Linked DNA regions of Homo sapiens: region 1 is linked to region 2. A link is an interaction called in ENCODE POLR2A ChIA-PET data of the cell type or tissue named here. Cell type or tissue: PC-9. All regions are shown on one strand. Links, peaks and the distances in the headings refer to the core of each region. The heading gives the core; the rest is flanking DNA. Region 1 overlaps RAB40C (RAB40C, member RAS oncogene family). Region 2 overlaps RAB11FIP3 (RAB11 family interacting protein 3).

Region 1 (4,380 bases), core at 124-4,123, 100 kb before region 2:
ACAGCTGAGTAAGCGGCAGTGAAATGTACCGTGCAGATGCTGAAGACAGCAGCAGTGCATGTAAAAGCGTGCATGCTGGCCAAGGAGAGATGTGCAACCCAGGTGAGGTAAGAACGCAGGTCCCAGCACTGCGGATGGCATTTTCTTTTTTTTTGAAACAGGGTCTCACTCTGTCAGCCAGGCTGGGGTTCATGCAGTGGCACGATCATGGCTCACTGCAGCCTGATATTCTGAGCCTCAGCTTCCTGAGTGGCTGGGAATACAGGTGTGAACCACCACATCTGGCTAAGTTTTTTTAAACATTTTTTAGAGATGGGATCTTGCTATGTTGCCCAGGCTGGTCTTGAACCCCTGGCCTCAAGTGATCCTCCTGCCTCAACTTCCTAAAGTGCTGGGATCAGAGGTGTGAGCCACTGTGCCCAGCCCAGCATGATTTCTTTTTTTTTTTTTTTTGAGACGGAGTCTCACTCTGTCGCCCAGGCTGGAGTGCAGCCGCACGATCTCCGCTTCCGGGTTCACGCCATTCTCCTGCCTCAGTCTCCTGAGTAGCTGGGACTACAGGCGCCCGCCACCATGCCCGGCTAATTTTTTTGTATTTTTTTTTAGTAGAGACAGGGTTTCACCGTGTTAGCCAGGATGGTCTTGATCTCCTGACCTCCCGATCTGCCCACCTCGGCCTCCCAAAGTGCTGGGATGACAGGCGTGAGCCACCGCGCCCGGCCCAGCATGATTTTTAAAAAATAAAAGTATGAACACACAACACATTACACTGAAGAAGTTTATATGGACATAAAACAAATGCTAAAAGGCTGGAGAGGGGTAACTTTTGATGCTGACCTGTTTTCTGTGGCAAACACCCCTATTCGCATGACACTGAAAACTCTAGAAAGAGAGCAGAAGGCCCGCCTCCCGGCTGATGGGCTGCCTCAGGCTCCAAGTGTGCTGTGACGCGGGGGGCCCTGGCCACACCTCCCGGCTGCTGCCCTGAGCGGGCCCCCACTTCCTGGGATGGCCATGTCTGAGGAGTAGGGGTTACGGGCAGGGGCGATGGCACAGGAGGACCCGGAGGCTTGCTCCGGCGTGGGTCACAGTGAGGCCGCAGGGACCCAAATGACCACGGAGTGAGAAACCAAAAGGAGACTCTCGGTGACCAGCAGCCGCCTAACGAACGGCACCCTAAGCACCCTCAGCTGCGTGTCTCAAGGGGCAGAGCACGGGACAAACAGACTCTTCCACTGCCTTCTGTTTTCTAAAACTGATCTGATTTTTAAAAAACTAGCGACTTCGGCCAGGCGCCGTGGCTCACGCCTGCGATCCCAGCACTTTGGGAGGCCGAGGCAGGCGGATCACGAGGTCAAGAGATGGAGACCATCCTGGCCAACATGGTGAAACCCCGTCTCTACTAAAAATACAAAAATTAGCTGGACGCGGTGGTGCACACCTAGTTCTAGCTACTCGGGAGCCTGAGGCAGGAGAATGGCGTGAACCCGGGAGGCGGAGGTTGCAGTGAGCCGAGATCGCGCCACGGCACTCCAGCCTGGCGACAGAGCCAGACCGTGTCTCAAAAAACAAAACAAAAGAACGAGCGAGTGCTCTAGGGGATGAGTCAGGACGCGCGCTCGCCCTGCTCTAGGCCCCTCTAGGAGCCGCCCTGACAGTCAGTTTCCTCAGCGTCTACAGACGTGTCCACGGTGCCGCTCATGCCTCGCGGGCGGGGTCAAGGGGGTGGAGGCACTTGGCGCTGCTCCCACCCGCACGCCCTGAGCTCAGGCCCAGCACCCCCGCCTGCTCGTGAACTGGTACTGCGCCAGCTCTTGGGTAACGGTGGCAATATGCATCTGAGCACGTTTACACCTTTTTTTGATCAACTCGACCTACACGATAAATTCCCAGAAGTAGAACTGCTGGGCCTAAGAGTGGGTGTCCTTTTTGCTATCATTTTTTACTGAGCTGTAACTTACAAAGCACAAAATACAAAGATCCGAGGTTTGAACATTTTGATGAATTTTGACAAACACATGCCCCTTCCACCCATGTGGCTGAAGCTCCCAAGGTACAGCCAGCGAGAGTGAAGCCCTCCTCCTGCATCCCTGCACCCAGGCTCTGCCCAGGAGCAACTGACATGTAAAATGGGAGCTACTGCCAAGCCGCGCCCACTCACATCCACCCGCCCACCTGTGTGCCGACAAGCCAGCAGCACGTGTGCCTCCCGTACCACGCTCCACATAAACCCCCTCTCAGGGAAACAAATCCACACCTTTGTCCTGAAGCAGACATGGCACTTGGCCACAGCCTTCCTGGCACTAAGCCCGCTGACCCCAAATTCTCAGCTAAACAGGATGGCACATCCCGTCAGCCACACTGCAGTTACAAGGAGCCTACCCCACCCTCCACACACCAAGGGACCTGCACCTGGGTGACCCACTCATCCCACCAGCGGGTTGTGGCACCCGCTTCTGAGAGGGGCCGTCTCAGATCACAGCAACAGAATATGCAAACACGACCATGAAGTCTAGGGAGCCCGGCCTTCGGCGGCACGTGAAGGGCCTCGCGGGAAGAGCCGCGGGACTGCTGCTGTGTGACAGGTGACGGCAGCGGGGAGTGGCCGGTGGCCTTTGCTGGTGCCATCTGCAAGACCCAGGCCGCGGGGACCTTCCAGGCCTCTCCACTCTCTAACGGAGGGAGGCAGAGTGACAAATCCCGGCTGGGACAGACAGTCCTTGCTAGTCTGTGTCTCATCAGGGGCGGCGGGAGAAACCCTGCTGCAAACCTGGGCTCTGCACCTCGGCTGGATGCACCCGCACCTCACCGCTGCTCACCAGGCAGGAGAGACACAGGACAGGGCTGGGCTCCCGGGGTGGCCCAAATGCTCAGTCACGGCGGTCAGAGGCCCGCCTGGAGACTCAGGTGCTTCTCCCGGGGCAAGGAAGCACCTGGCACCCTCAACCCAGGACCAACATGTGCACCTGGGTCTGTAACCTGCTCCTCGCATGTGGAAAATGACAGCTCAGAATTTCCAGAGTTAACAAGACAAAACAAAGACATAACCAGTTGTGCCAGATGCTTTGGAAAGAACACGGAGATGATAACAGAGCTTGCTTTCCAGGACCTCAGCCTGGCAAATGCAGAGCTTATGAACTGCTTTTTTCTTTTTTAGTTCTCATGCAGCTGAACAGAAATCACGACTGTACTGGCCTCGTGTCCCACAGACCTCCCTGTGTGGGAGCTGGGATGCCTGCGGTGGAGCCCGTCGGGGGGGGTGGCTGGGATGCCCGCGGTGGAGCCCGTCGGCGGGGGGCTGGGATGCCCGCGGTGGAGCCCGTCGGCGGGGGGCTGGGATGCCCGCGGTGGAGCCCGTCGGCGGGGGGCTGGGATGCCCGCGGTGGAGCCCATCGGGGGGGGCTGGGATGCCCGCGGTGGAGCCCGTCGGGGGGGGGCTGGGATGCCCGCGGTGGAGCCCGTCGGGGGGGGCTGGGATGCCCGCAGTGGAGCCTGTCAGGTTCAGCCTCCCTGCTGCCTTTTCCAGTATCTCCCCAACAACCCTTTATTGTCATCCAACATAACTGCGCCCCATATTTTTTAATACCAAAATAGTATATGTTTATTGCAGAAAAATCACGAAATACTTAAAAGCAAAAGGAAGACAAGAAGGCATTTTTGTAGATGTAAATCACCCACACAGCTCCTCCTTTTTTTTTGAGATGGAGTTTCACTCGTCGCCCAGGTTGGCGTGCAATGGCACAATCTCGGCTCACTGCAACCTCCACCTCCTGGGTTCAAGCGATTCTCCTGCCTCAGCCTCCTAAGTAGCTGGGATTATAAGCGCCCGCCACCATGCTCGGCTAATTTTTGTATTTTTCGTAGAGATGGGGTTTCACCATGTTGGTCAGGTTGGTCTCCAACTCTTGACCTCGTGATCTGTCTGCCTTGGCCTCCCAAAGTGCTGGGATTACAGGCGTGAACCACCGCACCAGCCCCAACTCCTCTTTCAATAGCAGGCAGGGCCCATGGAATGCATCCTTGAGCCTGCCCGTCTTCCACCTGCCTGCTCCACGAATCACGGCCATGTTGCTCCAGTTCTCACAGGGATGGCACGGAGCCTGCAGGCCCTTCTGCTCCCATGAGGGAGCTGCCAACATCTCCGAGGGAACTCCCAGGACAGGGTGCGACCCAGCCCGCCCTGGCGTCCTTCCCACCCACCGCCAGCAGGTAGAAGACATCAGATCCAACACCGACTACACTTCAGTGTAGAAATGGAAGGAAATGAGCTTGCCATGGGACGAAGCTCCAGTGTCCATCCCCCTCGCACCTGGGCAGCTTCCTGCCCAGAGCGGACCCACCTGAGCCAGAAGCTGCATGGCACAGACCTGAACCTTCCCC
Region 2 (4,380 bases), core at 76-4,075:
AGGCGCATGGGCCACAGGCCACAGCGCATAAACCACAGCGCACAGACAGTGCAGACTGTGGACCCCAGGCCACACCGTGCAGACACGGGATGTGTTACCTCATCTCGGGAGACGGAGCTGATCTCTGCAGCCAGGGACTCAGAGAAGGCTGTGGAGAAGAGGCTCTTGGCGCCCTGGATGCTGAGGGTAATGATCTGCCCGTTCAGCTCCTCGTTCTGCTCCTTCAGGTTGCGGTTGTCCTGAAGGCACAGCAACATCACTACTGGGCTGTGGCCCCTGCTGGTGGCTGAGCAGGGACAAGGACTGCCCGGGGAAAAAGGCCTCCAGCTCAGATGCTGACCCTCCACGGCCCCCCCTTCCCAACCAGTCTTGTGGAAGCTTCTGCAGGAGTGTGAGGGAGGGAGGCCCAGGCCTGCCCACCTGCTTCAGCCTGCGGACCTCCTGCTCCAGCTCGCTCTCCCGGGCGCGGCTGTGGTACTCCTGCAGGCCCATGCTGCTGCTGCGGCCCCGCCGCTGCTCGGCCTCCAGCTTGAGGAGCTGCAGGTGCTCCAGCTGCTTTCGGAGGTCCTCGATCAGCTGCAGGGCAACCGTGCAGTGAGCCGGGGGGCCTGGGCTCCCAGGGGCCACCGTCAGCCATCACTTGGCTGTAGAACCTCAGGGTTGATCTGGCCGTCTCTCGGGAGGACGACACACACCAGCGGCTATGCCCAAAGCAGCACAGCCAAGAGCTAGCGTCTCAGGAAACAAAGGCTCCCCGTGGGGCAGGCTGGGCGCAGGACTGGGCGTGGGGCAGGGTGGGTGCTCACCTCCTGGGTGGCCTCCTTGTCCCTCTGGAACTGGTGCCTCTCGTGACTCAGCCTGTCCCCCATTCTCCTCTTGTTCTCCTGCTCTTCACTGAGCCGCAGCGTCAGCGACTCTATCTCATCCAACAGCTTCTGCTTCTCCTGCAGGGGTGGACACCTGCCCTGGATGCGGGTCACGCACCTACCTGTGCATGCAGCTTGCCCCGGCCGTCTGTCCCTCCAATCTCTGAGTCTCCCAACAGCAACGCGGTGGCGCCCGTGCTTGGAGCGCGACAGGGCTGGGTCTGAGCCTTCCTGCCTCTCAGTGGAGGTCAAGGCCACCTGCTTCTGGGTAGAGGCGCACACGCAGGCCACGAGGGCCGTTTCTCACGAGGGGCAGGAAGGACCTTTGTGTGGACAGGACCTGACTCAGTGGCTGTGGGCACCTCCAGCCGGGCTCCTCTGGTTCATGGGAGTCAGGGCCCAAGTGCTCTGAGAATATCCTTCCTGGGAGCTTCCCAGAGCACACCTGGTGAGGTGGGGGCAGGGAGGTCTCGCAGTGACAAGCTGGGGTGTGGGAGCCCCATGTGTAGCCTCTGCCTCCACGTCGGCAGTGGTTGGGGCATAAGTGGCTGGCTGATGCCTTCCCCTTGGAGGACAATTCCCAGATTCAGAGCCCTGGGTCCATCTAGGAGTGAGCCTCTGGGCCCTGCTCCTGTGGGTGGAGCACGGTCCAGTGTCTTCCAGCGGCCTGGGCCCTGAGCTGGCCCCGTTCCCTCACACACAGCACAGTATCCCGCTCAGCACAGAGCTCAGGGCTACCTCAGCTGCCCCACAGGCAGGGCATGGGCTGGCCCCACTGGCCACAGCTCCAGGCTGTTGGCAGCTCACCTCCTCCAGACGCTCAATGTTGGCCTTCAGACAGGGCGTGCAGGACCGGAGTTCACTGTTCTCCTCGTCCAGTTGCTGTAGCCTGGGACACAAGAACAAAGCTGAAACTCACTCCAGGAAGCTCGCCTCTACAGGGCCAGTGTGCCCTGTGTCTCAGGGAAACCCTGCTGGGGCCGCCCTGTGACCAACAGACGCCCCCAAACGACCAGGGCCAATCCTTATGTGCCCACCCATGTGCTCCAGGGCACAGCTTTTCCGTAATCCTTGAAGGTTTTAGTATTATTTTTTTATTTTTTTCTTGAGGCAGAGTCGCACTCTGTCACCAGGCTGGAGTGCAGTGGTGTGATCTCAGCTCACTGCAAGCTCCATCTCCCGGGGTTCAAGCGATTCTCCTGCCTCAGCCTCCTGAGTAGCTGGGATTACAGGCGCCTGCCACCACGCCCGGCTAATTTTTGTAATTTCAGTAGAGAGGGGGTTTCGCCATGTTGGCCAGGCTGGTCTCGAACTCCTGACCTCATGATCCGCTTGCCTCAGCCTCCCAAAGTGCTGTGATTACAGGCGCGAGCCACCCCGCCGGCCATCCACGGTGGTTTTTTTAATATACTTTGGGTTTTGGAATAATTTTAGGTTTACAGAAAAGTTGAAGGCGAGTACAGTGGCTTACGCCTGTAATCCCAACACTTTGGGAGGCCAATGCGGGAGGATTGCTTGGGCCCAGGAGTTTGAGACCAGCCTGGGCAATATAGTGAGACCCCCATCTCTATAAAAAAATACAAAAATTAGCCGAGCATAGTGGCACATGCCTGTAGCTCCAGCTACTTGAGGGGCTGAGGTAGGAGGATCACTTGATCCTGGAAGTACAAGGCTGCAGTGAGCTGTGATCCCGCCACTGCGCTCCAGCCTAGTGACAAAGCAAGATCCTGTATCTATTTATTTACTTATTTTGAGACAGTCTCACTCTGTTGCCCAGGCTGGAGTGCAGTGGCACCATCTCGGCTCACTGCAAGCTTCGCCTTCCGGGTTCACGCCATTCTCCTGCCTCAGCCTCCCGAGTAGCTGGGACTACAGGCGACTGCCACCACACCCGGCTAATTTTTTCTATTTTTAGTAGAGACGGGGTTTCACTGTGTTAGCCAGGATGGTCTCAATTTCCTGACCTGGTGATCCACCTGCCTCGGCCTCCCAAAGTGCTGGGATTACAGGCGTGAGCCACCGCGCCCGGCCAAGATCCTGTATCAAAAAGAAAAAAAGAAGTAGCAGACACAGTGTAGTCCCCGTGGGCCCTGCACTGGCCTCCCTTGGTGTGGTCACTGTTCTTCACTGTGGTGTTATGTGTCACAGTCACAGAGCCACATTGGGACACTCTGCAGACCACACTAACTGAAGACTGTGGCTTTCCCATGCGTGCCCTTTCTGTTCTGGGACCCCATCCAGCAACCACACTGCATTTGTTTGGTTTTTTGAGAGAGGGTCTCGCTCTGTTACCCAGAGTGCACTGGTGGAATCTCAGCTCACTGCAGCCCCGACCTCCCGGGCTCAGGAGATCCTCCTGCCTCAGCCTCCCAAGTAGCTGGGAGTACACGTGTGCCCCACCACACGTGGCTAATTTTTAAATTTTTTGCAGAGACAAGGTCTTGCTGTGTTGCCTGAGCTGGTCTCCAACTCTGAGCTTAAAGGTTCCAACAGCCTCAGCCTCCCAAAGAGCTGGGATTACAGGTGTGAGCCACCGTGCCCAGCCCACACTGCATTTTGTCTCCTCCGTCCCCTGGTCTGTGAGTCTCCCAGACTTTCCTGTGTTTTCCGACCTTGACGGTGTCGAGCAGGCCTGTCATGGTGTCTGTAGAGCGTCCCCCACGTTGGGTCCGTCTGGTGTTTTCTCGCAATTAGACTGGGTGATGGGTTTTGGGAAGATGCCCACAGAGGTGCGGGGCCCTTCCCGTCACACCGTATCAGGGTCCTGACGTCCGCACGGCTTTCTGATCACCTGGCCAAGGTCTGCCTGCCAGGTGTGCACTCTGACAGGTCCCTGCTTTCCCGCCCGCTCTGTCCTCTGGAAGCCGCTCACTGGGTCCAGCCCCCGCCTCCTGGAGGGAGTGTCTGCGGACATTATGTGGAATTCCTCTGTGAGGAAGATTTGTGTCTTCTCTATTTATTTATTTTATTTTATTTTTGAGATGGAGTTTTGCTCTTGTCGCCCAAGCTGGAGTGCAACCTCTGCCTCCCAGGTTCAAGTGATTCTCCTGCCTCAGCCTCCCGAATAGCTGGGATTACGGGCGGCCGCCACCGCGCCTGGCTAATTTTTGTATTTTCAGTAGAGACAGGGTTTCACCATGTTGGCCAGGCTGGTCTGGAACTCCTGACCTCAGATGATCCACCTGCCTCGGCCTCCCAAAGTGCTGGGGTTACAGGCGTGAGCCACCGCGCCCGGCCCTCTTTTCTGTTCGTTGATGATAATTTATCTGTGTCATATGGACTCACGCACTTTATGCTTTGGATTGTAATCCAAGGCTGTCACTATGAGTTTGTTAAACTGTTCCAGCTTTGGCGTCTGGCAACTCCTTCAGCTGGCCCATGTCCCTCTGAGATAACCTCAGTGTCTGTGCTCATGGGGGGTTTTTAGTGTAAGCACCTCATTTTCAGATACTACACATTGCTGCAGGCTTAGCCTGTCCCAGCCTCAGAACTGGCCATTTCTCCAAGGAACCCT

What was found. ChIA-PET counts read pairs that join two places held together with the same protein. Peaks named below come from ENCODE experiments on the same cell type or tissue, not always from the same donor. Only the 100,000 strongest peaks of a DNase experiment are listed, where the experiment ranks them.
Region 1: POLR2A ChIA-PET joins it to region 2 with 11 read pairs; 12 of 35 experiments call an interaction of 5 or more read pairs at or near these places.

Annotation. Positions count from the first base shown.
Region 1 is chr16:619,710-624,089 of GRCh38, reverse strand. The region is part of intron 3 of RAB40C (RAB40C, member RAS oncogene family); the gene reads right to left. Among named protein-coding and RNA genes, the nearest start is that of WFIKKN1, 9.1 kb to the left of the region's middle. RefSeq lists an enhancer at 1,636-2,389. In PC-9, for the core only: no CTCF peak of the experiment used is centred there; a DNase peak (open chromatin) is centred at 1,699.
Region 2 is chr16:516,318-520,697 of GRCh38, reverse strand. RAB11FIP3 (RAB11 family interacting protein 3) reads right to left here. Exons shown (of 14, transcript NM_014700.4): 10 at 1,674-1,755; 11 at 807-944; 12 at 421-576; 13 at 99-239. Among named protein-coding and RNA genes, the nearest start is that of LINC00235, 8.9 kb to the left of the region's middle. In PC-9, for the core only: no CTCF peak of the experiment used is centred there; no DNase peak of the experiment used is centred there.